Linked DNA regions of Mus musculus: region 2 is linked to region 1. A link is a loop called in an ENCODE intact Hi-C map of the cell type or tissue named here. Cell type or tissue: left cerebral cortex. All regions are shown on one strand. Each heading gives the region's core, and the rest is flanking DNA. Links, peaks and the distances in the headings are about the cores only.

Region 1 (13,897 bases), core at 1,835-9,834:
ATCTACAACAATTAGGGTCTGGAAAGTTCTGCAGTGTAACCAGGAGTAGTGATAAAATGTCTGTACTGTTTGGGAATCTATGGCACCATTGACCAACAATTCCAAAAGAAGTGTCCAATCCTGACACTCAGCTGTTAATTTCTTAGTCTTTGGTGTCTAGTAGGGATACTATTAGCCTCCTTTTATAGAAATTCTACTTTAATTCATTTTATGTGTGTGTATTCTACTACTAGAAAAGCTTATGTGTGTGTGCTTGTATGTGTGTGTGCATGTATGTGTGTGTGTGTGTGTGTGTGTGTGTGTGTGCATGTGTAATAGATGTTGGTTTCCTTATGACTTCAAATATGTGGAAGTTTTATTTTCATGGTTGAAGAAATAAAACTGTCCTAGAACATTATGCCATTTCATAGCTCTATCTGTTTATTTTATAATTTCATGCTTTCTTTTCGTCTTCCAGTCATACTCGTTGCAATGCTACTGCTATCCTCAGTGAGACAGGGTGATGCTATAAGCTGTTAATCAGGACATGTCCAAGAATTCTGGATTCTGCCAGGGATAAATGGTCCACTGGATGATCTTCTCCACAAGCAGACAGCAGAGACTTGACAGCCGTTAATAAGTAACCAAGTCCAAGCTACCCAGCTGAGGTGGTTAGAAGATGTTTGAAATCCACACTGTCATTTCTTCTTGCCACAGACCTTGCAAAGGTTATTTATACAAACAAACAACAACAATAACAATAACTACTACAACAAAACCTTTGTCTTGGGAAATGGCTCAGTGGGTAGAAGGTTTGCCATGAAATCTTGGGGACCTGAATTCAGATCCTGGTACCCTGGTAAACCTGGGGGTGGCAGTGCGCATTTATAATCCTCGTTCTGCTTCAGTGAGATAAGACTTGGATATTGGAGAATCCTGGAAGTTCACAAACTGGCTAACCTCTGGCCATTGGTCCTTTGCTCCAGGAACTGAGCTCCTGTTTTCAGACTTATCTCATCTGGTACGCACTGGTCCATCTTTCTGGCTCTCTGATTTTGTTCTTTTTTTTTTTTTTAATTTCTAAACCCATGCTTTATTTTAATATACAGCAATATAACTCACATTTTAAGTAACTCTATGTTAGAATGATTAACTTTTGTTTTGATTTGCTTTTTTCAAGACATGGTTTCTCTGTATGTAATCCTAGCTGTCCTGGACTCAGGAGTCCGGCCTCAAACTCACAGAGATCTGCCTGTCTCTGCCTCCTAAGTGCTGGGACTAAAGACATGCACCACCACTGCCTGGCTGATACAACGGGTCGATACACTTTTAAACAGAAGAAGAAAGAGGGTGGGAGAATTATCAGATTATGTACCTCTCCAACTCCTCCCCCCAAAAATTGTTAAATCAATCTTTCTAAATGGATCAGTGCCACGTATGCATATCAGGACTATTGGTCAATGGAATTAAATTTTTTTAAATTTCATTCTTAAAACAACAACAACAAAACATGATTCTGCAGTTTCAAGTTTCTTTATTATCTTATATCTTCCTTTGAATTTTGTTCCCATGGAATTCCAGGAGCAGAAGTCACAGGTGGAGGATGGGGTACCAGAGTGGAGGGACTCCTCAGAAGGCCACCCTGCCCGACCACACTCCCAAGTACAACTTGAGGGCTCAGAGACTCTCCGGGTCTCAGCCCACTGCTTTAACCCTAAATCACCTCACATTGTATCTGTGAGCATTTTAATTGATGAAGAACATGGGAGAAGTCTCCAAGGAATTTAAATTTGCCATTCAGAGAACAAAGATCCCACTTCTTCCCTTCCCTTCCGTGTCTTTCATGAGGTCTCTGCATTCTAAAGCAGTTAGGATTTAGTTACACAGTCTGTCTTTTCTCCAAAGCATATAAGTGTAAGTTTTAAAAATAGTTTGGATCAAAAACATTTCTTGTAAGTGAAGAAACTGAGGTAGGGAGTGACTAAGCAGTTTTCTTGGGACACTCATGACTAAGCACAGGCTCACACGGCCTTTGGGATTTAATTTATTCCAGAGAAGGGCCAAGTTCCAGACTATGCAACTTGCACATGAAAAAGCCACCCAAACAAGACTACTTTCCTGAATTTTAAATAGAAGACTTAAATTGCTCACAAGTAAGCACAAATTTCCCAAGTTTGACTGTGTAAGATCCTTCAGAACAGGCACAAAATGGACAGAAAACGAAGAGAATGGGAAAACAGGCGCACACACACAGAAAAACCTCACTTTTTAATAATATTAATGTTACATCGTATAATGCTTTGTACATACTGCAAGATGAAGTAATCTTTACCTTCTATATATAGTTCTTAAGCATTGTTACCAATAATTAATGAAAACATAATTCAACACATATATTTTCCTTCTGAAAATTCTAAGATCAATCATATAATGTAAAATAGATGTAATCCAGACTTAACCCACAAGCCTTAAATTTTATTCCCTACTTACCACTGATCTGATCAAACAAATCCTAATGAGTTTGTTACATAGTAGCATTGTACATTTAAGTGGGAATGATGGCTCAGTTATATTTTAAATTCTAGGTTGTCCCTTGCCAACAGAAACATAAGCAATGTTTTACTAGGATACTTGAAGGGTCCCAAAGATGTGGCCTCAGCAACACAGATCCCAGGGACTGTCAGAAAGCTAGCACGCATGGAAATAAGTCAGTGGTTGGAAGGAAAAAAAGTTTGGAAACTACAGACTCAGCCAGGTGAGCAAAGACACAAGATGAAAGAAAAGAGTCCCCAGCATGAAGGAAGGGTCGAAAGCTCTTCATGGAAGGAAGGCACCGCATCTGCAACTTGTGAAGGGCTGCAAGCTAGACAGACGGTCTTCTAATGAGCCAGACGTGGGGAGAGTACAGGGAGGCTCCTACTAGCAAAGAAGCTGGAGCGGCACTGCCATGGTGCTCTCTAGATATCAGAGTATACGGGTCACGGTGCGTTTTTAATTTTTATATTGAGCTTTACATACATGGGGGTATGCTTGTGCAACTGCAGCAAATCCAACTGAAAACAGCTTTGGATGTTTATGTAAAGAGGGAAAAGATTCAAAGTTTCAAGGACTTTTTAATTGTTCCCCACTGGCAGTTACTATTTACCTACAAGGGGAGTTTTCTTTCTGGTGCCTACATTGTTATGACCTAATAGATGTGATTTTATATTCTCAGTGTTGGTTCATAAACAATAACATAGTTATATATTTTTAAGTTTTCTGAAATAGAAATTCAGCACTATGAAAAAGACAAAGAGTCTTCAAAGCATAGAAATAAAGGTAGCCAAACTGGGACAAACGAACTGAATGCATACAAAAGAGACTCTGTAATTGGGGTTCTACTATGCCTTCTCCCCCAACTTAAGAGAAGAAATAAAAAATGGTTTTCGAGCACTGGCCTATCTATACATTAAAAATTGTCAAGGTTTAACACAATTTTATACTATATGATGGCTTGAGAGGAAGTGGATATATGCATTCATTTCCCCAAATATATCACTGAAGGCAGTATTAGCAATGGAAAGATTCTCGACCAAGAATTATTTCTTTCTAGAAAAAATATGGATGAATTAACACCATAAGCTTGAAGTGGTAATTTTATGTTAATCATTTCTACATTTCAGAAGGCATCAATACTTTGGGGCATTGAGTGTATGCTCAAGTGTATGTGCATTTGTGAGTGAGTGTGTGTGTGTGTGTGTGTGTGTGTGACAGAGAGAGAGAGAGAGAGAGAGAGAGAGAGAGCATTGTGTGTGTATATGTGTGCACTCCCATGTGTGTGTACGCACATAAATGCTCTTTGTGTGTCTGCTTCTCATACGCAGGCAGGGTTCATCTTAGCAAATTCCAAAGGAAGAATTAAATGTTCTTGACATTCCATCTAATAGACAGTGGGTGGCATCATCTTAAGCAGCACATGATGGAGGTTTGAATTTGGCAGTATTTTCGTTATTTGGGCTACAAACTCTACCCAAATTTGAAGGACTTTCTACATTAGTAATTAATAGGGCCCCATTATGCTAACTATCATCCAACTTAGGACATCTTACAGGAAAGATAAGAGATGAATAATTTGAAGTAATTTTCTTGTAATCATGCCAATCACTTGAGCAAAGTAGTTATTAAAGGAAACGGTACTATGATGAATTATAGGACATCTCACATTGAATACCTTTCTTATCAGCTACTTATAGTCTCTGATGCTTGAAAAAGGGCAAACAAGTAGATGCCTGTTCCGAATAACACTCCTGTTATTGTAAATAGAGGTTTGTTTAGTAAACCCTGCATTCTAATGAGGCATGAAAGGCATCCTTTACCTTCCTTCTGCCCATCTCTGAGCAGAGCCGAAGTTCACAGGCTTTGCTCTCCCTTGGAAAGGAAGCAGATGAAGCTCGAATCACCTTTGATGACAAGAAGCCCTTCCAGTTCAGATCTGCTGAAGTGATTAGACATTATTTATCTAATTAAATGTTCAAAACACATCATTATTGAAAGGAATAAATTTAGTACATTTGTTGAGCGGTGTTAACTGAAATGTAACTGCACATCATTTGACTTTTTAACATTTTATTATATCTATTAAGTCTTTCTGTGCTTAATTAAATCAACTTATTTTTTACAGTTAATTTAATGTGATTTCATTTTCGTTACGGAGTCTGAATCAGATATTACAGAGAAAGCCAACTGTATACACAAATTAAGCTTTGACTCCTCAGGTGTTCTCCTGCGTCTCATTCAAGTTTGCTATCTCAGAATGCGCACCATGATTTCGAATAGATGTTATTTTTTACACAGAGGAAGGCTCTTTCCTGATCTTTGGTATTATTTTTGAAATGCAGCTGTTTCTTTAAGAGTAGAGGACAGTCATGTTAATACTATTTTGCATCCTAGATCACAGTCACCACCTTGATCTAGGTCAGGGAGCCATACTTTTAGCACTTGGGGAAGTAAATAAAAGCAAGAATGTGAGACCGTGGTCAAGGCTTGCTGCCGCACTGCCATTGGACTTCTCAGTTGTTCTTCTAGGAGCAGCGATGTTTAAAGATCAGTGCTGCGGCTTCTCAAACGAAGTAGGTAATGAACAGCAAGGGCCGGCCAATTGGAGGCACAGAACTCACTAGTTCATTCTGACTACTCTATTCAAATGAGCACAGGTCTGTGATTGCATTAAACAGCACTCTTCTTGTCCCAGGCAGGAACCCTAAACTGTGAAGTGGGGAAAAGAAGTGGAGCAAGATTGAGGCCATAATGATAGGTGTCAATCAAGTACTGTGGATGGTGACACCCAGGGTGGAGTGCGGCATTTTGGAACATTTAAATCTGCACTTATAATCTCAGATGGAGGTTATAGCTGAAAATAAACAGGGGAGGAACATTCAAAGGTTGTAAATTCTAATTACGCATTGAGATCAGCTTGCAAAGCTTTTTTTTTCCCTCCCCCAAATGTTGGGCTGTTTCAGATTCTGTCTGCTTTCTACTAAGAACACCGAAAAGGAAGGTTTTTGAAGTCTCATCTGACAACCCGGATGGAGAATGTAAAAGGTAGCCAAAGACATGGTTAGGGGGTCTCCTTTCCTCAACAGAAAACAATGAGGAGGAGAAAAAAAGTTTAAAAAAAAAGATAAAAGAAAAAGTGAGCTTTTGTGTGCCTAGGTATCCTTCCCAGCCCCTGCAAGGCCTGGGGCATCACTAGCCACGAATCCCTCCCCGAGTTCCCGGTCCTCATTCTGGTTTTACCCCATGGCCACTTGGACTGGCTTTGATTCCCCAGGGTAAGTGTTCATGATCACAAATTTGGCCAAAAGATTTTTCATTACCCTCCAACATTTCTTTTCACCTCCAACCTCTAGGCAGGACCCTGGCTTTCCCTTTGGAGCCAGGAATATAAAGACACGGGGCCATCGGGCTGACCCAGAGGGCCCAGCTGTCAATCACAGTCTCGCCATCTCTGCTGCCTTTCACACCAGGCAGCTGGACCCATCGCTGTCAACCAGGTAACAACCCCCAGACAATAGCGGCCTGAAAGCCTGGTCTAGACACTCTTTTAGCCACTTACTCGCTGCTCTTGGCAGCTGTTGAAGCATAAATAAGCAGTTTGTAATCAGAAAGCTGACATCATCGCAGCGCGGCTGAGAGGGGAGACTGTTCCTGGGCACTGAACGGTTTTTTTCTTGTGTGTGTATGTGTGTGACAACAGATTCCGGGGTGGGGATGCAGATTTGTGCCATGCTAAGCTGGTCTTTCTTTGATTTACAGAAAACAATTGGATCAGGTCCCCAGCTCCAGGGAACACCAGGATTATTTTTTCACGTTCAGCTCCTGATGGCCAGTCACATCGAATAATAAACTGGGTACCAATGGCACATGAGCTCTGCAAAGATGGAAACATAGCAGGGTGGATTGCAAGTTTGGATAGGGGAGGTTTGCTGGGCCACGGGGTAACTCCTCAGCCCCTGGCAAGGTACCATGTAACAGTTTTGGTGGGGGACACACAGACGGGTTGCTGCTGCAGGAGAGTCTGCCCGCCCTGCAAGACTGGTGGTTTCAGGAAAAGCAGCAGAGAAACTGAGCATGCTTATTTCTGTTTCCCGTGTCTGCGCGTGCCTGTGTGTGTTTCAGGACCAAGGTCTGCCTTTCAAAGTGACTGGCAGCTATCCTCAAGAGAGCAGAAGATAGGAGCCGTCCACCAGAAGCACTAACTACCCTATCACCTCTACAGCTAAGCAGGACCTCTTGTAGATTTCCCTGTTTTCCCCAACACTGGCTTTGCCACTAGAAAAGGGAGAGGTAGTCTACGTTATTTGCTTATCATAACGGATTTCTTATCATTGTTTGAGGTTGCTCCCAAAGGAGTGAGGGCTTCTTGGGTTTCTTTTAGCACTCGGGTTCTGATTGCCCTGATGTCTGCTGGTAACACTGGACTCAAACCCTGTTGGTCCATAGCGGCCAAATCTATGCCAGGACGCTATAGACCTTCCCACCTGAATAGCCCATTCAGGTAGTTATGCCCATCTCCAATTTCCTCTACCAAAGGGGGAAAAAAAGAAAAAGAAAAAGAAAAAGAAAAAAGTCCAGTTCTACAAAAATATTGCCGTCCTATCTCCCTGAGGGGCTCTGGTATTAGTTTGTTCTAAGTAGCTCATGATTTAGAATACAAAGGCATTTCCAGAGTGCATGTTTAACAAAATGACATAGCAGATAATTGAAATTTATTTGCAATTTTCAAACTACAATAAACACAATTCTCCTTTTCTTTCATTAATAATCGCACGGCTAATGCATAGCAATCCCTCTGCAGCTTTTACAAGCAAACTTGAGCTGCCGTGCTGTAATAGCTGGAAAAGTTAATGTAGCTTGAACGAGGTTTCTAATTGTCCCTGTCTCTGTCATATTTGTCTACTTGAATGGTCCTAAATACCACAGCGATTAATTACTACAGAGCAGGTATTACAAGATGTTATCATCTTTCCCCAACCGTCTGGGTGAATGGAGAGAAGGGGAGATTGTTACAGTGTTTCATCTCTGCTCTTCCTGTAAGACACTTTAACCAGAAGATTTAACGTGTCAAAGTTAACAGCGTTTCTAGCAGATATTCACATTCTAATTAAAGATTAAGAACGTAGTACATTACACTGTGATTTGTCATACATGGCTTGTTAAATAGGAAACCTACCGGGATTCCCTAACATTTTATAAACATTATTCAGGGCTTTTAATGTGGGCAAAGTGAAAGATTGTTCAACTGCATTGCAGCACAGAAAGCAGGTCGCCCTCAGTCCCTCCCCCACCCAACTCCCAATAAATAACAAGATGAGACAAGTTAGGCTGCTGAGAGGCTGGCTTGCACTGGAGGTTCTCTTGGAGCCATGAATCACCTCTGGTTAGTATTTGGTGGTAGAGGGAAGATCTTTATTATTAACCCTAGACTCCCCTCGTTTCTTCTTCTTTTATTTCTCTCTCTCTCTCTCTCTCTCTCTCTCTCTCTCTCTCTCTCCCTCCGTTCTTTTTTTTTTTTTTTCCACTTTTGCTTTTGGCTGCCCGCTAAGTAGAGGAAGGTAAGAGTCTTTGTTTGAATTGGAGTGCCAAAGGACAGAATAAAGATGAAACAGTATTTCAATATGCAGCCACAGCCTTCAGCTGCTTCCAGCAGCCCTGATCGTACCAGTTCCGGTACTAGTGGTACAGGACTGGTTCACATTCGAAGATTGCCTGCGGAATAAATTAATGAGATACTGGTCATTTGCATATTCACGGTTGCATACTAGGTAGAAAGCAAAGGCCAGGTGTGTTGAATTTGGGGGTTAGATCTGCTAAGAAGTCACATCTTTCTCTTCCTCAGAAACAGGGTGCCCTAACAGTAAAAACAATAGTAAGGCGAAACTCTTGCTTAATGAACACTCTGAGTAATTATAGCAGCAAGGCAAGGAGGGTACGTTTAGCTTACAAGCCCCAGTGAAGCCAACATACTGCCCTAGTTATAGAGAGGCCTAGATGCAATAGTTCAGGGGTATAAAGAGAACAAATCCCACTGGCTCTCTCTGGATTTTAGGTTTTAATTATGCTGGTGGTGTGCATTCGTACCTAATGCAAAATGATCAATTGAAGGAGACCTTTACATTTGTAAACATTATTATTGACTGGTTGCCAGTCTAAGTTGGAAAAGGGGAAAGCTGTTCTAAGAAAATTACTGGCAAACCCAAATAGGGGGGATGAATCTGGGCTGTTTCAGTAAGGAGTGTGGGTCTCTCCACTTCCTCTGCTAGTGGCTGCTGCCAGGGCATGGGGAAAGCACATTGTTTAAGGCATTTGTATCTCACTGTGGAGCTAAGTCTCTGTGCAGCTGTGGGTCCTGGCTTGGAAGCTCCCTCAGAGATGAAGGACACATAACATACTCTTCAGGACCCTGGGACCGTTATAACATACAAGAGTGACCATTCATGGTTTTCAGGGCTGTCTCAAATTTTTAATATTTTGCTTTTATTTTATACAGCTAGATATTTTTTCTTTCAAAATTGCTTTTAATTTTTTCTTTCAAGAAAACAATTGAACAGCACCCAAACTCTAGGAACTGAATATCAAAATGAAAGTATAGTATAATAAGTTTTTTTTTTTTTTTAAATGATGCCTATTTACTAACAAGTCCCACTCTCCCTATTCTGCCTTCCCACTTCACAGGACCTCTTCCTGGCCAAGGCAGGCGGTGACCCTTCGTTAGACACAGTGTGCACACACACAGCAAGTGTGCATGCATAACAAACAGATGCCCACGGATCCCACAATGGGTTTTCTCTATACAGCTGAGTCTTTTTACTTAATTTAAAGATATTATTGCCAACATCTAAAGCTCTTTTTTTAAAAAAAAGAAGACTTTCTTCTCATATTTACAGATAGTCTCTGAATATGAATTATTTAAGTGCCTTCCCAGGGAAAAATCAAAGAGGCTCTTAGTGCTGTTTAGAACTTAAGCTTTTAATTTATTTTATCAAGGCTCAGAGGGTACACTAATTGTCAGGACAAGCCCTCCACCCCCCTCAAAATAATCTGCACATGTTTGAAAATTCAATTTCTTTTTTTCATATACAAATTTTGGTGTGCTCACTAATACACAGAAATCAATTATTTCTGTGGTACAGTTACATGCAGGAAACTGCATACCCTCCTAAACTAAAGGAATATAGATTTATTAATACATATCTGTAATATCTCTTAAGGATTTTTGAACGTGTTTTTCACCTTGAAAGGACCTGCCTGAAGCCTACACAGCAGCGAAATCATTGTAGTCCAGTGTTTTTTTGTCACACACACAGAGAGCACAGATTTTTTTGATTATGTAGATTTCTTTTCCTACTGCAGTTTCATATGCAAAGCATGCATCGGCCACATCCATGCTATCTCCTAAAGCAGTCATTCTGAAACCCAATCTGGGGACAGTGCAGACTAAATAAAATTTCATTTTGATTTGGCCTCCCGCTGCGAACGGGACTGCTTTGTCTCGGCCGACAGAACCAGCAAGCCAGAAAGGTATGTGGCGTTTTGCATGGCTGGTGGTGTGTCTGGAAGCTCAGGATCGCCTCTGCTCCTGGCTCGAAGCTCTCCCACTTCCTGCTCCCCTTTTTCTCTCAGCACTGTGTGCCTTCTACCTGCCGGGCAGAGCGGTGGCTAACCCGCACCAGTTGTTGACTTTGGCATATGTTTAATCGCTCCTGTGGCTGTTTGCATCCCCCCCCACCCCACCCCCTCCACTGTCTTTGTTATTGTTAAGCTTTGGTTTTTGTTTTTGTTTTCTTTTGTTTTGTTTTCTCTGCCTCTATTTTCTGTTCTTGTTTTTTTTTTTTTTTTTTTTTTTTGTTTTTGTTTTTGTTTCTGTGGGTTTTCTTCTTCTTCTTCTTCACATTGGTCTTCCATGGTTCTCAAGGTGTTGAATGCTAAAATACTGAATGAAAGGGAAATGGTGTAAGCGCTGTGCTGACGCTCCAGAGATTTTACTGGAGAATTTGTCATGCTGGATTTTATTGTAAATTTGAAGATGCATTTAACAGCTTTGAAGGACTTTAGCATTCATGGCCCTTTGGAGTCTCCTTGGCAGAAAAGAAATCGCCCATTTTAGAGGAAGAGGGAGACAATAAAATAGAGAATATCTTCCAAGGGGACTGGATTGTTTGGTGTGTGTGGTGTGTGTGTGTGTGTTCGTGTGTCCTCAAATGCATTGTGGCGTTTGCCTGTGTCCCCAGCTCAATATGGTCTCTTTTGAACAATGACCTTCACTTGGTGTCATCTCAGGAGAGGCCAATTGTGTCAAAGCTCTTCTTAGATTTGTCCCACCTTTCAGAGAGCGGATTGGCGATCAAGGGACAACCTGCTGTGATGTTCTCAGAAGCTTTTCACACAGTGGCTGAGTGCCAGGGGGATGGCCTTCCTGGGAACTCAGTTTTCAAGTCCGAAGGTCTCCTTGGGACTGTCACTGCCCTTGACCAATTCATAAGGTGCTGTGAGGGAAAGATGTGTTTCTCCCTGGTTTACATTAATCTAAATTAGATTATAGCAGACTGGTTAAAATGGATACAGAGTAAGTGAAAAATAAATTGCTTAAGAGGAGTCCAGGGAGTAACTTCATTGTGACTCAGGAGTTCTGCACAAGTAGTTCCACCTAGGAGATGGGAGAGTGAGTGAAAATATCAACTAGCTTCACGGGGACCTCACCCCCTTACCCAAAGCAAACACAAAATAGGTCATGTCATATAACTTTGTACAGAGTCGGAATTCACTTTTAGAAAGCCCAAATAGTGCAGTGTCCCAGCCAAGGGCCTTCTGCCTCTACTTGATAAGTTATTGACATTCAGAGGTGAGCTCTTTGCCCTGTAGCACATCGTGTTTATGCCGTGGCACCTCCAGGCTTGCTTCCGGCTTCTGCTGAGCAGGAGTCTTGGGTGTGGAGGAGACGCACCCACAGCACAGTAGTTTGCAGTGAGGCTCTGCTACTATGTTACCTATGTTACCACGTGAAACAAATGGAATAACAAAGTGTAAGTTGAAGATGTTGGAGAAAGAGTAACAGGAATATGAAGCCATTGTGTTGCTTAGTGTAGTCATCACCATATATGAAGAACTTGGAGATGCTAGGCCTTGAAGGTTTGACTCAAGAGATGGGTGGTGCCTAACGCTGATGTGTGTCTTTTTGCTATGGCCTGACTACAAAAGCTACATGGTTACTTTGTCACTGTTCACAAAAATGTACAAGTTTGGTTTTGTTTCTAAAAGGCCACTTATTTAAGCTATATGACTTTTCTTTAAATTAACAACTATTAAGCAAGAATGCCCTCTTGAAAAAGCAGAATTTAAATAGATATATTTAAAATATAAAATATAAGACATGGAGGCACAAATGTTTATATTTTGAGTATGCGTAAGTTTATAAATATTTAGAAATAATGTGCACATACATATGAATATGAAAAGAGACTGGATTATTTATTTAATGAGAGTCAGCAAGATCATACTGAGGATAAAAGTTGATAAATCTTATATATCAACTAGTTGATATAAACTATATTATATATATATATGATCTAGTATATCTAAACTCTAGTTTACTGGATATGAGTAATATGCACCAAGGGTTAGTACTAAGCAACAGAATATTAATTGATATGTTCACTTTGGACTCATCTGGATTCTCTCTGAAAGAGAAACTTATTACAATATGATTTAAGCTACCATGAGTTTGGGAGGAGGGGTCGGTAAAAAAGCAGTCAGGATAATGTACCCCACCTCCCTTTGTGATATCTGCCGAACCTGAAACATATCACACCCTGAGTTCATGGACTCCATAAACATGCACTTCTGTGTGTCTTCCAGCCCTAAATACAATCATTGAAAGAAATGTTGACAACTGTAATGGAGTCTGTTGTGGCACATTCCTATTTGTTTTGTGGGAAGCATCATCTAGCCTTGCACATTTCATTATCTAGGTCTGTTTTAATACAGAAGAAGGACAGCTAGCAAGAGTTTCACATGCAGTCTGGCCTAAGGCAGAGAATTCAAGAAGCTATCTCTTGTACTGTCAGTCTCAGAGATAGCGGTGGTCAAGGATGTACATGAATGGAACAGTGCTGAGTGAGAACACAGAGGGCACATGTATCCCAAGGTCCCTCTCTTCCTGCTACCTGGGAGCCATCATTTGTAGGAGGAAGAGATTTAAAGCTTGCTGATCCTCACCTGTGGGCCCCAGAGACCACCTAGTCACAGGGATCCCCAAGGAAACTGGTTACCATGGTATGCTCAAACTTTTCAAAGAGATCATCCAATTCACAAGAACCTGTGCACTCTAAGAAGGTCAGAGCTCAGTCTCAGTCTCTCTCTGTCTCTCTGTCTCTGTCTCTGTCTCTGTCTCTCTGTCTGTCTCTCTCTCTCTCTCTCTCACACACACACACACACACACACACACACACACACACAGAAAGGGCCTAAGCAGCTGTGAAGCAGTCACTATGAAAACCATAATAGATGTTCAGTTAACTTACATGCTGCAACTACTTCCCAGCTACAAAAGTTAAAAAAAAAAAAAACGTCCTAACACAGAAACTAGAGGTAGATTGATTTTCCAACCCACACCATTTGCATAGAATTCATTTTATATTTCCATAGATGAGACCAGCAAAAGTCAGTGACTAAAGGAAAAGGCAAATGGAATCCTGGCCCTGACTCTGGTGAGGCACCGCTGAAAATAACAAGCTCTTTCATAATATTCCTCAAAGTAGGATTCTTCACCTGGCCTTATGATAAAGAAAATTGCACTATCTTATACAAATAAATATATTCAATCAAAGGTCATTTACTGTGACCACCATGACCATCTTAATCTTAAAAAGAACCACAGTATTTATAGGTATGTAATAAGAGACAATATTCTAGAGCCATTAGCTCTGTGAAGAAGCATTCAGACATTTTCTTTACAATTAGGCAACTTGTAAAATTCCCACAGTTCAGAGCTAGATAGAGCTAGTCTTTGGACAATAGCAAACCCAGTTTTTCACTTGAAGATGGGACTTGTGAAGTGTAGTGAGAAGCCCTGCCAACCACAGCTTACCTGGGCCAGGAGATGATCCTAGATCTCGTGGGAATGTCCAGCAAATTCTAAGCCTAAGATAGATAGGCCCTAGAGATATGTGGACATTCTCTATAGCATCTTCTCTAAGAACAGAATACCGTCTCTGTCTTCTAGTCCACATGGAGTGAAGAACGTTCTTGCCATGTTAAGTAGAGGGAGGACCTTGATCTGAGTTTCATTGGCTACCCCTGGCTATGTAAAGCAAAGGTACTGTTGTCACCAGTTACAGAGCTAGTGAGCACAGCTGCACTAAAATCACAGCAAGAAGTCGGG
Region 2 (16,140 bases), core at 4,015-12,014, 460 kb after region 1:
ACGTGGTCTGTGGGCTCAGGCGCTGACAGGAATGTCAATCGGCTAGTGTGTACCCAATGTCCCACCAGAGAAGTGGCTTTGCTTCTTAAAGCTTACAAATGTGTGGGGGGGGGGGGCTTAGTTTCAGATAAACCGGTGACAAATGTGACCCCACCCCCACCCCGCTCCTCACACACACAAAGGTTCTGGTAAAGTTCCCAGAGAATCAGCCCCCTGCGGCCCTTAAAATTTTGCAAACTGGAAACTTGAGAAGTGGAATAGAGAAGCCCACAACTGACTAGATGCAGCCCGTTTAAGGGAACTACAGAGAAAGTAAGATAGCTTTTCTTCTAAGATGTGTTCAGGAGGCCATACACCTCCCTTTTCTCCTTTTCAGATAGATAGATAGATAGATAGATAGATAGATAGATAGATAGATAGATAGATAGACAGACAGACAGATAGACAGATGATAGAGGGACAGACAAACAGATGTAAAGATATATTAAACAGGGAGCTATTTGCTTACAAATACAATTTCCCCAGACAAGCCACATTCTATGTGTAAATCACTAATGGACCTCTGTGATTTTCTTTTCCTTAGGAAACATTGTTGGCTTTTTTAAAAGAAGGGGGGAGTTTACCTTTTTCTTGAAAAAGTAATGGGTACCCGACAAGTTTCTTTCTGTGAACACATTAAACACTATGAAATAATCTAAGATATATGGGAAAGAGGCCCCTTTTTTCTCTTTGACCCTTCCCTTGTGTGTTAGCCACCGTCATCAGTGGAGTGGCCCAGAAAGTGAGGTAACACGACCCCTCTATGAATGTGCTTTGCATGGGAACACAACGAAAATTTAAAATAACTGGAATTGGCTAAGAATGGGGGAGGGTCTCTGTAAAGTTTGGGGGGACATTCAGGGTTTGGGGGACTGTCTGTGGAATGTCCTGCTTGAACTGTTTTCTTCCTAAGGGACCAGAAAGTAGGTGTGACTTTGTCAGTCACTTACTTGGAGGCACCAAGCTGATCTTTTCTACTTTGGAGTTTCCTCTGAGTGACCTCCTTCCCCCCTCCCCTAGCAATGAGAATGGGCCAGGAGAAGGCAGAGTGTAAATTCTCCACCGTGACTCTGTCTAGGACAGAGCACACAGAGCACACCTGGACTGTGTCTGTGTTTCTCTAAATGTCTAACACTAGACACACGTTACAGAGGGCGTAGCTAAAAAGCGATGGACAGACGCTGCACAAGGAAAGCACAAACATCTTTTAATTATTATTCTTATTTTTATTACTATTATTTTAATAGACAAGAGATATGTTTGCGAAAGAGAACTCAGGAATGAGTTGTTCCCTCCCAGACTAGCTCCCAGCAGAAGGTGCCGGCCCCCCTCCAAATCATTGGCTGGAACTTTGCAGTCGGAAACAAAATAGATACTGGCTCCCAAAGGTTCCTGTGTCAGCTCTGAAATGAAAAGTGTCAAATCTCCTCTTTCTGCCCAGGTCAGACACAGTGCCCACTTTGATGAGTACAAGCCAAGCTGGCATCCCCTAAGAAAAGACTCCTGTAATGTGCTGGCAGGGAAGGAGTTAACTTGTCATTTACATTTTTCAAGTCTGAAAACCCACCCGCAGAGTTAAAGACAAAGTCAACAGATCTAATCATAAAGTGGATGGCTCCCCAAAACTAGCTCCGAAGTCTTAGTGGCACGGCCTTGAGACTCTCCAGCCTAAGAATGGTGAGAGGAACCATCAGCAAACAACATGGTATCTAAAAACCGTTTTCAATGAACAGCTTTAAGAGGAGAGAGATTTTGGATTTTAAAACTGAGCCAGCAAGTTTAATTTCTATGTCGTATCCCCTGAGGATCTACCCAAAAGGGCTTTAAAATGTCTCAGCCCCAAGGTAAAGACCTCTAACCTCTTCCAAGAGTTATTTAATAGCTGTCCTGTGTGTTTCTGTGAGTTTTTGGTTTCTGCGGTGATGAGAATATAGGGCCTTGCAAGGCATGCTTGAGGTGTATGGCTCTCCAGTGCTGGGGTGGGGGTTGGGCCCTTTGAGGACCGCTTCCAGGAATCACCAGACCTTGTCCTCAATGCTTTTTAACCAGAGAGGTGTGTGAAGCTATCAGCCTCAACTATGCAGTCTTTGGAAGTGGCCAAAGTACCCAAAGGCACAGAGTGGCTAGCATCTAAAATGGGCTCTCTGCTTCTCAAGGAGAAGGGTCTGGCAAGGTCAGCAGTAGTCTAGTGTTGTGAACTTGACCCCCCCCCCCATCTCCTCCCCAGGCTTTCCTCCGGGTCTCAAAGAGGAAGCCCACAGAGGAGAGGTGGAAATGAGGGACCAGGAGACCAAAAGAGAGATCACTCGCCTCTTCCCTTTGTTGTGCAGTGTGAGCTGGGGCATCAGAGGGAAACAAAAGCCCCCAGAGAGGGAAATCTCCACTTCACTTGTGTCTCCCTCCCTTTGCAGACCCTTGCCAGAAAACCAAGACAGGTGACTGGGGATAAAAATACGTAAATATACATGGAGACTTGCGAGATCCCAATGTGAATGCCTTACCTTACAGACAGACCATCTGCAGGGAAAGTTACATACTCTTGATTTTCTCCAGGTAGAAAGGCCTGGAAAAGAGACAGGAAGAGAAATAAAATAGGAAGGGTTTGGGGTGTGGGAAGCTTTATAGAACACTGTATATGCAAGCTGGTGTGTATGTAAACAGTCGTTTCTTCTACCCTCCGTGTGCCAGAGCGCCCTTCGGGGATCCTGCTTAAAGCTGTACCTTGGCTAAGCTGTATTTATGCTCAACATGGGCATTGAGTGAAAAGCAATTGAACCCACAAACCCTGCAACCTGGCTGTCATTTGGAAAGAGCAAACCAGGTAGTATACAGAACTTGTCCTGATCCTTGCCAGTGGGGGTCAAGTGTCTTTCTCCCTTTTGAACTCTGTGAATCTGTTACCCCTTCCATGCTAGGGGAGCTTACTCCTTGACCAGGCTGTGGGGCCAGAATATTCAGCAACAGCAGGAGATCACTTTCAGAACGCTTACATTTTAGGGATGGGTATGGGGAGCTTGGCCCCAAAAGCCATATGAACTGTGTTTATGTGCCCAGACCAGTCAGAGAGACTTTGAGTGAAGAACAAGCATTTGGTAGGAAGATATCTGTAGCAGAGCAGTGGACCCCAGGCAGATTTTCCTCTGCAGGGGTAGGGGCAAAGAGAGTGGAGGGTCTGTTAGAGCTGCTGAAGGCTTGTTTTAACAAAGCTGTAACAAAGGCTTCCTGCAAACCTACTATCAAGGCTCTTAACACACACACACACACACACACACACACCTCTAGCAGGATGTCTCTAGCTACCAGGATATAGAACAGATTGGTTATCTTGAGAGCTGAGAGCAAAAGATGCCCATGGTTTGTGACTAGCTACCCAGAGCCTCAGCCTAGGTCCCTGCTATCCCACAAGCCTCTAGAGGCTTGGGTGGATGACTGTGCCTGGGTCCTTAGAGACTTGTTTATAGGCAGCTCAGCAAGGCCTAGGCCCATGCCTTGCCGTTTGGTTGGCTTGGTAAGGTTGAAGGCTGACTTGGAGAAGCAGGTCTCCCTGCTGAGGAAGAGGAAGGCTCACAAATAGAGAGGGCTCCTTAGGGTAGACAGGTGTCTGCATCAGTATGGCCTTTGTATGGAAAGAGCAGGCTGCTGTGGAAAAGATACCTCTCCAAACAATGAGGTGGGGACCCACAGAGAATAGGTAGGGTTCCCAAGCCATTAATCCTGTTACTTGCCCACTGCTTTAGCACTGAGAGGCTGGCAGGGACTTAATGAGACAGATGAGAGAAAAAGAAACCATAACAAGCCACTCTACAGCTCCACAGGGCAGGCAGGGTGAGTTCCAGGTGTGGCTCCCATACTCCCCCTCCAAGTCACTGGTAAAAGCATTACTTTGGGAACTGTAGAGTGGAGTTCGATGCACAGCAAGCACATAATGCAAAGCTCAAAGCTGGTGTTCAAGTCCAGGAGCAAAAAGGATACAACTTTAGTAAAAGGTTTGACAAGTATATATGAAATGCAGTCAGTGACTGTCCCTCTGATGCAGTCAGTGACTGTCCGTCCCTCTGATGCACGGTGTTGCCTTTCCTACCTCATCCAAAAGGAAACCCAGAGACACTGCCACAGACCTCCGCAGCCAGCTGAGTCTCCCAGCTCTGCTGGGGTACAGAGAGGAGCCCCGTTGTTCCCGATGCTGCCCTCCAGAATCCTCACCCACGTTTCCTTCTTCTCATGGACCTGAACTGCTTTGGAATACCTAAGGGGTGGTCCCAGTAGGAACTTCTAGAAATTTCTGCCAGTCAGACAGGCTTGGTGAGATTTCAAGAGGCAATGAATCACAAGGCACCTCACCCTTGGTTATATGCAAATGCAACTGGGATGCATTTTGGATGATCAGCCCCGTATACTTTATGCAACTTAATGTGTCTCTATCTCATCGATTTGATTTCTCTAGTCAAAAAAAGAATGGCAGGGGGGAGAGGAACGTAAGAAAAGTAATGTTAATTTCCAACTGTAGTTCCACACAAAGAGCCAGGTGGGGAGGACAGGGACAGAGGAACTAGCTTCAACCCACATCAAATAAGCCACCTCCCCTCCCTGCAATATGCAACCTCATACCACAAAGAAGAAAGGGAAGTGGAGCTGGCATTGTTGGTCTACATGAAAACCCAGATAAAAGTAGATGCCTTCTATCTATGGAAATCTTTAAAGTAGTAGAAAGTTTTCTTAGAAAATATTCATTTTCATATTCCAAGATTGCCGAGGAACTGGTCAACTTCCCCTGGCTTACCTGGCATCCTGAACAATAAAGGCTACCTATGAGGATGGCGAGGAGGATGCCCTACTAGTGGATAGGTTTTCTATCTCTGAAGGAAGGATGCTTCCTCCTTACCTGTCTATTTCCAAGGCAAATTATGAGTTGGAAAAAAAACCTCAGATTCTCAAACCAGGTGCCCCGAGAGGCAGATCCTTCACTTCCCCATCCTATGGACCTCTCTGGAATAGGGGCAGGTATAAGGATCCGTTTTCCTGGTTACTTTGGGAGAGCTCTGTCCTCTCCTTTATTGTGGAATCCTAAAACTCAGAACAAGTGAACCACAGAGCCATCAGACCTGGGGCCAGCCACTCCTGCTTCTTGTCCTCTGGATATTACCGGTTTCTAGTTTGTCTAAAACTACACTATTTCTAAAAGAGAAAGTGATTGTTCTTTTATTTCTATTTTTTTTTTCCTATCTGTTCCCAAGCCCTGCCCCCACTCTACCATGGACTTGGTAGGAAGGCTCTGGAGCTGTGGCAAGCCCTGCCTTAGCTTCTTGTTCAGCCTTTCACGGCATCAACAGGGGATTTGTTCTCAGGATACTTAGCAACAGAGGACATTTGCTGCTGACCTGGAAGCTCTCCTATTAAGATGTGCCACTGGGGTGAGCTATCCACTGAAAGCAACATTAGTTTTACTTTCAGGACCTCACACAGGGTGCCAACAGCCTAGGCCAGGCAAAAAAAAAAAAAAAAAAAAAAAAAAAAAAAAAAAAAAAAGTTGTCCCTAGGGAATCACTAAAGAAAAATTGCCGGGGCACCATCCCATTCAAAGGAAGTTTCAATTTCAGTGCCCTTTGGATATCAAAGACAGAGAGAATTCCACGTCAACTCTTACCTGTGGAGGACACTGTCCTTCCCTGTTGCACTTCTTGGCCAACCCACCATGAGAGACACCCCACTGTAGAGCAATTAACTCTGACATAATAGGAGTGGGGAGGAGGCCCACGGACTTCTCATAAGGGAAGAGGCCACCCAGTGCTCAGAAATAATCAAAAGCTTTAACGCTGCTGAGCAGAGGGGCTGCTAATCCCAAGCAGCTCAAGTGTGGGCCACACAGCCTAGCCATCTATGCCCACAGCAGCCTGGCAGGTATCTCAGAAGTAGATGCATGTTGGGACTGTGGGCTTCCACCCAGGAGCTGAGGATCTGGGTAGGTGTCTTGAGCAAGACAGACTTCATTCTCCTTGCCCTGGACACCCAGATTCTCTAGAAAGCCAGGACTGTGAGCAGAGGTGACATAAGAAATAACTGGCCCCTTCCAACTGCACCACTGCTCACCTTGCCTCTTTCCTAGAGGCGGAAGAGCCTTTCTTTGTAAGTTGCTCCGTTTTTCTTACTGTGGACAGCAATTTAATTTCCTCCTTTGCCCCAAGCCTTGCACACACAACTGAGCAGGGATTTCCACTTGGGGATAACAAGAGGCTGGCATGGAGACAGAGGGAAGTGGTGGACAGCCTCCTGGAGGTAGCCTTAAGACTGGTAAAACTTCTCTGATACTTTCCCCTCTCCAGACAGCCACAGTCTCAGGAAAGACTCACCAAATGCCATGTCAACCCCGGAGCAAAAAGAACGTGGAAAACGTAGCACTAGTTCTTCATTTTCTCCTTAGCTGTTGAGTTTCACTTGTTCCTCTCACCCCATCTGTGGTAGAAGTTAAAACAACTTGTCCTTTTAAATAGATTTGGGTTTTCAGCATTACTAGAGTACTGGGAGAGAGTGCTTGCCCCAATTCCACATCCAAACCAAGTCGGTTGTAACCAGCCATCTTCAATTATGCTCTCCATAACTCGACAGAATCAGGAATCAAGGTACCATTAGGTACAAGAAGCAACAAACTTTACTAAAAGAAACAAATATAATATTGACCACGGATACATACAAACTCCCTGAAATATCATTTCTACTCTTCTTACTTCTTGGGGACAGGGGTAGGAAGTGGAGTGGGGAGGGATGGTGTAAAAATCTTAGCTGGTTTGAAAAATAACTCGATCATATTGTCTGAGTTTAAAGTTCTCAAGTCTAATCATAAGTAATAAAGTTGTTAATAGTTGTAATTGGTTTCATTGCTCGATGTAACTGGTGTTTTATTTGTGACCCAACTAAGCTTTGTAGCAAAGTACAGGTGGTTCAGAATCCATAAAAGGGAAGTTATTCCTTCTCAGGCAACTTTTCCCAATAGAAGGCAAAGTGAAGACGGCTGTCTCACACATTATCTCCTCTGCTTTGCTTTTTTTTTTTTTTTGAACACTATAGATCTAGGTTTTAATTTCTCTAGATGTGTGTGTGTATGTGTGTGTGTGTGTGTGTGTGTGTGTGTGTGTGTGTGTGTGTGTGTGTTTGATAGACCTGAAGATGCGTGGCCATCGTGCGTGGGCTCTTGAAAGCAGAGAAGAAACTCAATGTACTCAATGTACACAGAAAAGAACCGCTTTGCTAGCTAGATCAAATGCCCGACCAAGTTCACTTTCCATCCCTTCGCTGGAAGAGGGTCACCCACTGAAAGCGAAAGCTCCGGGGATTTGAGAGGGGCAGCAAGGACGGCTTAGCTTCCTAGGCCTTCTCCCAGTACTCTCTCTTCACACCCCGCTTCAGAGTACTTCTCAGGACTTCCTAATCCGAGGTGCCCACTACGGACTAGCTTCCCCGCGCTCTCCTCAACTCTTACTGGCTCCGCCGCACCCTGGACTCACCCCACACAGTCGGTCCGCTCCATCCAGACTGGAAACAGGTCTGAGTCGGGCAACGCTGGAAGCCACATCTCATCAACACCAATCCACACCAGTCGCCTAGATCTAGGCTGCAGAGAAGCCCGCGACACGCTGCCAATGATGGTGGGGGCAGGGAGGCCATGAAGAACCGCAGCCTCCAGCTGGGTTGCGGCTTTCTTATGGAAATGACCCGCGCTGGCCTACTGGACTCAAGCGGGTTCCATAGTCCCGCACCCCATCTCTCCAAAGCTTTTCCTCCCGCAAACCCTCATCCTCCTCATCCTACCGTGGCTGAACTGGTGGGGGATGAGCTAGAGCTACGCCCCGGCCGCAGAGCGCGGGCCGGGTCTCCCCTCGGCCCGACGGGCTCCAGCTCCGCATTAAATATTCATAGCAATCGCTACTTTCTTAAAGGGGAACCCGCCGCGCGGGAAAGTTCCCAGCCAGGGGGACTCACAAAGGAAGGTGTCTGCTCCCTCCGGTCCTAGGGGTAACCGGGCACACAGCTCCTGAACACTTGGGCGAACAGGGAAGGGAAGGGAAGGGAAAGATCAGAGTACCCGCTCGCCTACAGTCAAGACACTTCCTAGAGACTGCGAAAGAAGAGATATTTGGAAAGCTTTGGAAGCCCCGATCACTCGTCGCATAATTATTTAAAAATAAGTGGTCACATCTAATGCTTCAGGGTTTCCAGGGCCTTTCATTAGTTTCTTTCATTTTATAGTTTTAAAAGGACGGTGGTTTGACTTCATTCAGGCGTCATCCGCCCGGGGACCAGAAAGTTTGCTCTGTATTGCTTGAAACATGCACTCGGGGAACTTAGAAACATCACTTTGAGAGCCTAAAACAAAACCTGCACCTGTCCCATGGCTGATGTGCAGAGCTGGAGCTTGAGAACTCAGAACCCTTGTGGGGGTACTCGTGGGGAGAATTGGTCTGAACCCCAGCGCCACTGCTCAATTCCAGGCCTCTTTCTTCCAGAGCACGGAGGGCCTGCATAGATGTGCAGTCCTCGGCCTTCCGGAGGCCGAAACCCATCTGCCAACTGCTCAGCAGGGACCAGGAGAAAAGCGGAATGGGAAAGGAAGAGGAAGCAGAGAAAGTTCTGGGCCCGCTGCGGAGGAGGCCCTGCCTGGGATGCACCCCCGCCCGGGGCCAGCTGACCCGTGACCGCTCCTCCTGGTGCCAGGCGACGCCCGCGCCCTGGTGTGCTTTCACCCCCACATCCCCCCCCCCAGCCCCCCCCCCCCCCCCCCCGCTCACGCCCACTCCACACTCTCTCTCTCGATAAGGCTCTTTTTGTTCCGGACCAGGAGCACTTTCACAAATGGTTAGAAAGTCTTGAGCGCCATCTAACGGGAACAGCAAAAAGTTGAAAGTGGGTGGAGGTTAGGACCTGTGAGGTGCCCAGGCTGGGCTCCGGAGAGTCCTTTCCCCAACTCTATCCACACTCTCAAGCCTTGACTTCCCTTCTCTTACTCTCACAACTCTCGTCCCCTAGAACTCCAGACTTGACCACTCTCGCAGGCTCACCTTTCCAGAGCCCTGGGGCAGTTGTAGGCTGCTTCTTGGACCTTCTCTTCCACTCCTGGTAGGACTGCTTGCCAGGTTCCCTGGTGTCACACCTGCCTGAATAGGGTTCTGGTATCATTCAAAGTCTTTATGGTTTTCTTTTGGGCCTGAGATGGGAAGTCTCATGAATTCGCATGAGGTGCGCTGGTTTTCTGAAATGAAAACCCGTGAGCCTAAGCTTTTGCAGACAGAAGGAAGCAGAAGAATAAAGGTAATAGCAACCACTTCAAAGTGTGCAATCTAGAGATTTAGCCTAGCAGTGGGTCTAGAAGAGCTGAAGCCTTTATCCAGGGAGAAAGGTGTGGACTGAAGCGCTGCCCTGGGGCTTGGGAGGGGCCAGTCTAGTGGAGTCTCACAAGTGGTATTAGTCAGGAATAGCCTTTGGATGTCCTGGGCAAGCCACACTGCCCCAGCCAGGAGGTGTAGCTCAGGTAGCGTCATGTGATAGGCATGTGATAGATGCAACAGGTACCTATGTACTCTCTCTGCAAGACAGAAGCCCAGGACAGACCAAAGTAATGATTGCCACACTGTCTAATTTGGTGAATCAACGAGTCTCTTTTTTGAAAAAAAAAAAAAACATAATGGGGTTACTAATAGGAGTATAGGTTAGGTGTTAATTAGATGGCACAGGGGTGACTAAAAAGCAGTGATGCCACAGGAAGCCCACTCCTGACATGAGACATCTGAAAACTAACCATTGCAGCTTTCTCTGTAGCTGTCAGTCATCTCCAAGTGGGAACTTCTCTTTCTAAGTTTGTCTAGTCGCTCTCTACCAGCCCTGCCAACTCTTTACACTTCCCATCTTACGCCCCCCACCTTTATTGTTAGAAGAAGACCTCACAAATCCTTCAGGTTTTTGTTTCCCTACATATGACCTTTTGTTTACCTCCTGATGGTCTTGAGCCTTGCCTTCTCTCCTGAAACAAACGTTTCAACTTGGAGGGAACATACCATACAGCAGGGGCCCCTAGTAGTCTCTCCCCCAAGGGTTCCTAGTCCATGTGAAAGTCAAGGGTCCTGTGTCCTGGAAGGTCCAAACTGGGGCCCTCCTAATCAGGACAGAATAGCCTGGAAAGTATCCTGGAGAACATGTAGGTGGGTGGCAGAAAGACTTGAGCAGATGAGCAATCAGGGAGAGAAGGGAGAAGAGGTGACTCCCAGGTCCAAAACCATCCTGCAGCTTTAATAGCTGCTCTGGCCCCTGAGGTTTAACAGCACAGGGACCTACCTATCTCCACAACTCAAGTACAAACAAACGAACAAATGCCTACAGGCAGCCACAAATCTGTGGCTGGTCCTGGGCTGGGGTCTGAGCTGCAGAGTTGGGCAGGACTGAAGCTTTCTGCCCACCTTCTAGAGTGTACAAAGGTCATTAGAAAATCCGGTTCTCCTCCTCGGTGGAAAGTGTAAAGGTGGTGAATGTTATTAAGGTGGTACGATGTGTGCGACATACAGCAACATGTACCACTTCTGCTCTGTTGACTGTGCATGTGGTAGTTCAGTTGGAGGAGGCACACTGACATTGCTGAGCAGCCTCACCAACACCCATTTCCAGAAGTCCTCACCTTGCCAGTGTGAAAGTCTATATCCGTTACGTGGCAATTCCCATATCTCCTCCATCAAGCCTCTGGGAAGGTCTATGAATTTAGCTTCATGTTAGTAGGACCATACAACATTAATTTTTTTCTTTCTGATCCATTTGACTTTATGTGATATCTTCAAGTTTCATCCATGTTATAGCATGTACCAGTGTTTCCTTCTCTTTTAACCTGCTTATATATCTATCTATTGATGAGTTCCTGGTTTATCTTCCACTTTTGGGTACTGCAAATAGTGATGCTATGTTTAGAGGTATGCAGAAACCTCAAGTTCCTGCTTTCAATTCTTGGGTCTATACTCAGAAACAGATTTGCTGTGTACTATAGCAATCCTCTTCAGAACTACAGGAGGAAGCTGCCTGGTGTGTTCTATAACTGCTGCATCGTTTTTTAAAAAAGACTTATTTTATTTACATGAATACATAGTAGCTATCTTCAGACACACCAGAAGAGGGCATTGGATCCCATTCCAGATGGTTGTGAGCCACCATGTGGTTGCTGGGAATTGAACTCAATACATCTGGAAGAACAGTCAGTGCTTTTAACCTCTAAGCCATCTCTCCAGCCCCTGCTGCATTGTTTCACATTCTCATCTACAGTCCATAGAGATTCCTGTTTCTCCGTAGCCTCCTCAACACTTGCCAGTTTCTGTCCCTTTCAAATAGTGGACAATGTAACTGGTATAAAGTATAGCCTAGCTCTATAAAGTATAGCCTAGCTCTAAGGTATAACTGCTCATAACAGTTCTGAAACTTCTCTTCCTTTTTTCTTTTCCTTTCTTTTTTTTTTCCTCCTTTTGAGATGGACTAACTTTAAGCTTTCATCTCTCCTCCCTTCATCGCCCCAAGTACTGGAATACCCATCTTGAAATATTTTTAGATGTAACCATAGCAAAATGGATGCTGGGCATGGTGGCAAATACCTGTTATCTTAGCACTCAGGAAGGAAAGAGACAGGGAATTCGCTGTAACTCTAAGCCAGTCAGGGATACATCAAAACAAAACAAAACAAAACAAACAAAAACAAACCAAATCTACAAACAAAGAAGTCTGAAGTAAAATGAGGCGACATCAACAGAGCAGTTATATATCAATATATCATTTCTAGAGAGTGAACACAAGACCTCATGCGTCCTAGGCAAACTGAGTCTTATCCCTAAGACTGGCTCTTACTAGATTGCTCAGGCTGGCCTTGGACTCACTTTGCAGTCTAAGGTGGCCTGAAATTTACATTCCTGCCAGAGCTTCCCAAGTGTCTGGGATTACAGGTCTGTACCAAAAGCCTGTCGAACAAAGCAAAGTATCCATAGGTTATAACAGTGGAAATATCTCAATAATGACAAGGATTTCCAGTCTCTGACCTTTTAAATTCAGGTCTAGAAACAGGAAGAAGAGAAACGATTAAGATAGAGGAGAAAAAAATGGATATATATTTTTTGATGATTACATTTTGATCCATCCTTCCAATCAGAAACCAGAGAATTGTGGGGGCGTATTATTAGTAAGCCCTATTCATTTCTTTGTTACTAGAAGGAGACCTCTCTAAGTTAGAAAGGATGGGGTGGGAAGGGTTCCTCCTTGTCTTCCTAGATTCTTTGATATATTCAAATTGAAAATGAGAGAGACAGCTAGTGGTCCAGACTTTGGCTATGTGGGTGCCTGGTGGAAATCTTTGAAGTCCTTTTGATTTTTTCTAGAAAGGAGCTGAGAAATGGCGAGATGGTAACTATGTATTCAGGAGACCTGTCCTTCTGTAGCAGGATCCCTTGTACAGAGTCATCACAGGCCTCAGGATTGTGCCTGCAGTAACCTCATGCCAGCCTTGTTTAATATTTGTGTGAGGTATACCAACAAAGTGCCTATTATTCTTTTATTTTCCGGTTTTTATATTAGTCATCCCTTTTTTACAGCCTGGGGAGACAGGTTAGTGTTTTTATTTCCCACATGTAAGGAAAAGCATCAAGAGTGGGCACAAAATAAGAAGTGGAAACAGCTCTGATGACAGGGTCACGGCTGGGGCTCTCAGCCTGAGCTGCAGCTTGGCCTACTGAACCACACTGTTCTTTCACCTCACAGGGTGGTTGGCACAGGGCAGAGATGAAAGGAGCCAGAGCAGCAAGCCCTGGCAGCAACCACTACCTTCTCTCTGCCACCAGGCCAACTGCACCACTTGCTGGGTGGTGAGGGCTCTGTGGCAGGGTGAAGGAAGTGAGTTGGGAGCCCCCTTGGGGCAGGAGGTAGCGGAGGCAGCTCTTAGTACCTCGGTTCTGATCATCTGTCTGGCCCTCCCCTTTAATTGCTGTGTCTGCTCTCCGGAGAGAAGGATGATGCTTCGCCTCAGGAGCTCTGTAACTTAAAACAAAGGAGGATGCCTGGGCTGTGGCAGCTCACAGGAGTCATTTCCTCTCCCTCATTAAAGCTGCTTCCAGGAGAAAGAGTAGCTCCTGGAGGCCCTGGGACCCCGAGACCTAAAAGCCCACTGCAGTACTTGGATCCAAGCCATTTGCTTCTAGAGAGAATCATGTCGGGTAGGAGCTTACTTTTTCCATTTGCAATGGCTTATTAAGTATAAGCATCTCTCTTCTCTCTGTTTACTGAGTTATTAGGTCTCCCTCCAACTGACCCTGCCAGAGGAGATAGCCAAAGTGGATCCTTAACACACAGTTACCCTGCAAAATGTCCTTCTCATAAACCCAGGGACCACAGCCAGGACTGTATACTTCCTTTTGGAATCTTTTCTGCGTGGCCAGCAGAGGAAATGCCCATAGACAGTAAATGGGATGAATGCCACCCATGGTTACAGGCTCCATTCTAGCTACAGTGTGCAGAGACTGGAAGGAGCTTAGCTGGGGGGACTCAGTCTCTAGGTTCCATTACTTTCACCAAGTCTTTCCGAAGTTGTACAGTTGCCCTGCCTTAGAAGGGTGACATTCTGTCCTGATGAGACAAAACACAAGTGGCAAATGACAGTGCTCTGTTCCCACCTGGCAGGCAGTGAAAAACATCTGGGAACAGGAAACCAGAAAATATTCACCAGGTAGTGTCTGGTTAGTCATTGGTCACCTGGCTGAGCTGACTGGTAAGAAGGACAGCTTGGTATAAAGACAGGCCAGCTGTATTAGCAGACCCAGCATCCATCAGCTCCACTAAAAGGTCACAGTGGAAACAAAATCATGCAATTTACCCAAATTTCAGAGGTGGAATTCAATTGTCGGGCTTGGTCTGGAAATGAGGATGAATTATTCCTAACTAAGTGGATTCTTTCTCCCTGGTGCCAATGTCTTTACTGTGATGTGGGGAATACCCATGGTACACCACTGACATCCCTAGATACACTTCCTGTCTGCATAGATCATAGGCTGCATGATGTGACTCAATAGATTCCCACCTGGTGCATATTCTCAAAGGGAGCTCAATACTCAGATTCTGTACTGTGTTTTCATGATAAACCTGGCCATCAGACACTTAGAATTCCTGCTTACTGTATGAGTCTAATATCATCTTAACCTTGGTAGAATATGGGGCTTGGAAAGACTCTGTTTATACAAGTTGTAAACTTGCCAAAGAGTTTGATTTGTTAGTCACCCCCTCCTTACTATCTTCTCACAAAAAAATAAACACAGTCACAATATGCAGAATGTGCTTACACACAATACAGACATACCTAGTACCTGCATACAATGCATATAATACACACAGAGATGTATGTAGAGAAGAAAGGAGAATGTGCAAAAGGGCCAGTGCCTCAGGTTCCCTGGGCTCTGATCATGTTTTCTCCCCTGTATACCCTGCATCCCCTGTATCCAAGAGGCCAGAGCCTATAAAAGACATTGCTGCCAAACACTATCGGTCAAGCGTAGTGACCTCTGGTGAGAGCTTGTAGAAGAGGCCAGAAAATAAATTTTCTTTTCATTAGTATTCTATTTGTTCTGTCTTTATTATTTTCTGTTTGTTTGGCTTTGCTTTTTATGGGATATGGTTTCTCTGTCTAACTCTGGTTGTCCTGCAAGTCACTTTGTAGACCAGACTGACCTTGAACTCTGAGATCTGCCTGCCTCTACCTCTGCCTCTGCCTCTGCCTCTGCCTCTGCCTCTGCCTCTGCCTCTGCCTCTGCCTCTGCCTCTGCCTCTGCCTCTGCCTCTGCCTCTGCCTCTGCCTCTGCCTCTGCCTCTGCCTCTGCCTCTGCCTCTGCCTCTGCCTCTAGTACTGAGATTAAAGGTCTGTGCCAGCATACCCAGCTCTTTATATTCTTTTTCTATAGGATTTTTGGGGGAGGAGGTTATCTATTTTAGCTAAGGTAAGAGAAATCATGAGAAGCCAGATATCCCCATGTTTAAGGTAGTGGCTACTTTGTTCTCTGCAAGTAGAGTTGTGAGCAGTCTGGTCAGAGCATCTGAGGCACACAGGACTCAAAGCAGCTGCCATTCTCCCTCCTCAACAAGAGGCTGAGGTACAATGTTGCACTCAGCTCCAGGCGTGAGCCACAGTGAGAGGAAGACAGGCAGGAAGAAAGAAAAGAAAAGAAACTATGTTTCATGTGCAAGTAGGTGCATCTTGCCAGAGAATCAGTCCTTTCAGCAAGTCCTGGGGAGGACGTTAAGGAAGGAATTCAGCTGACAATGTCAGGCTCTGCATTTACATGGTAACAATCACAGGTCTGTGATACAAAAGAATACAAAATCACCATACAATTGAAAAAAAAACACAAAAAAACAAAAAACCCCAACCCCTCTCCCCAAGGTTCTGAATGTACTTTGTGACTGTTCCGGGTGGCTCTGGGCCAATACCTGTCCCTTCTCATCCAAGCACATGCGGTTCCTTCTCACATTAGTGATATTTCCATAGAGAATTTTGGGAATGCTACCTTATAGTTTATTCCTCCTCCTTTCTGTGGTTCGGATTTACGTTTCAGGACATTATATTTTCAGATTCATCCTCCCCCTTGCCTCCAGCCCCTCCCCACACAGACAGATTTAGGGCCACCTGTTCTCCTCAGAGCCAGGAGAATTGAAAAGATGCCTCATGCCAGACTCCCCTCCATCCTGCCATCACACAGCACCCTCTCCAGCGTTTCAAGAGAAGGTTCCCTTGGGCTTCGTGTCCAGGTTCAGTGCTTGGGTAGAAGGCTGTTGTACAAATATTCACTTGGCCAGGCTGGGTGGAGTTGGGACCATAGGAGACCCAGTATTTCAGGGGCATCCCCAAGTCCCCAGCTGTCCAAATTTCCTGCCTAGTACCCCACCTGTCTGTTTCCATCAGGCTGATAGGTTGTGACATTTGTACCTATTGCTGGGGACCATGCATTTCTGGAAGTGTTCCGATGAGTCTAAGTCTTTTTTTTTTCAGGCTGTGCCGTCGAAACCATTCTGATCTATTTGCTTTTCCATACTAAGGACTAGGAGTCAGGGAAC

What was found. Hi-C counts contacts between places; a loop is a spot of excess contacts. Peaks named below come from ENCODE experiments on the same cell type or tissue, not always from the same donor. Only the 100,000 strongest peaks of a DNase experiment are listed, where the experiment ranks them.
Region 2: a loop joins it to region 1, with 4 times the contacts of the local background. A loop is called at or near these places in 3 of 42 quality-filtered maps.

What each region holds. Positions count from the first base shown.
Region 1 is chr1:42,251,961-42,265,857 of GRCm38, forward strand. It overlaps Gm28175 (a long non-coding RNA gene), which reads left to right and starts at 5,892. Exons shown (of 4, transcript XR_865384.2): 1 at 5,892-6,011; 2 at 6,274-7,897; 3 at 9,193-10,038. In left cerebral cortex, for the core only: no CTCF peak of the experiment used is centred there; DNase peaks (open chromatin) are centred at 2,006, 5,116, 5,384, 6,237 and 7 more places; H3K4me3 peaks cover 2,589 bases; H3K27ac peaks cover 4,309 bases.
Region 2 is chr1:42,705,817-42,721,956 of GRCm38, forward strand. All of the region lies in intron 1 of Gm46091 (predicted gene, 46091), which reads left to right. Pantr2 (POU domain, class 3, transcription factor 3 adjacent noncoding transcript 2) reads right to left here and starts at 7,638. Exons shown (of 4, transcript NR_110495.1): 1 at 7,539-7,638; 2 at 6,387-6,489; 3 at 2,541-2,602; 4 at 1,245-1,442. In left cerebral cortex, for the core only: a CTCF peak has its summit at 8,920; DNase peaks (open chromatin) are centred at 5,350, 7,665, 7,949, 8,677 and 1 more place; H3K4me3 peaks cover 3,425 bases; H3K27ac peaks cover 4,444 bases.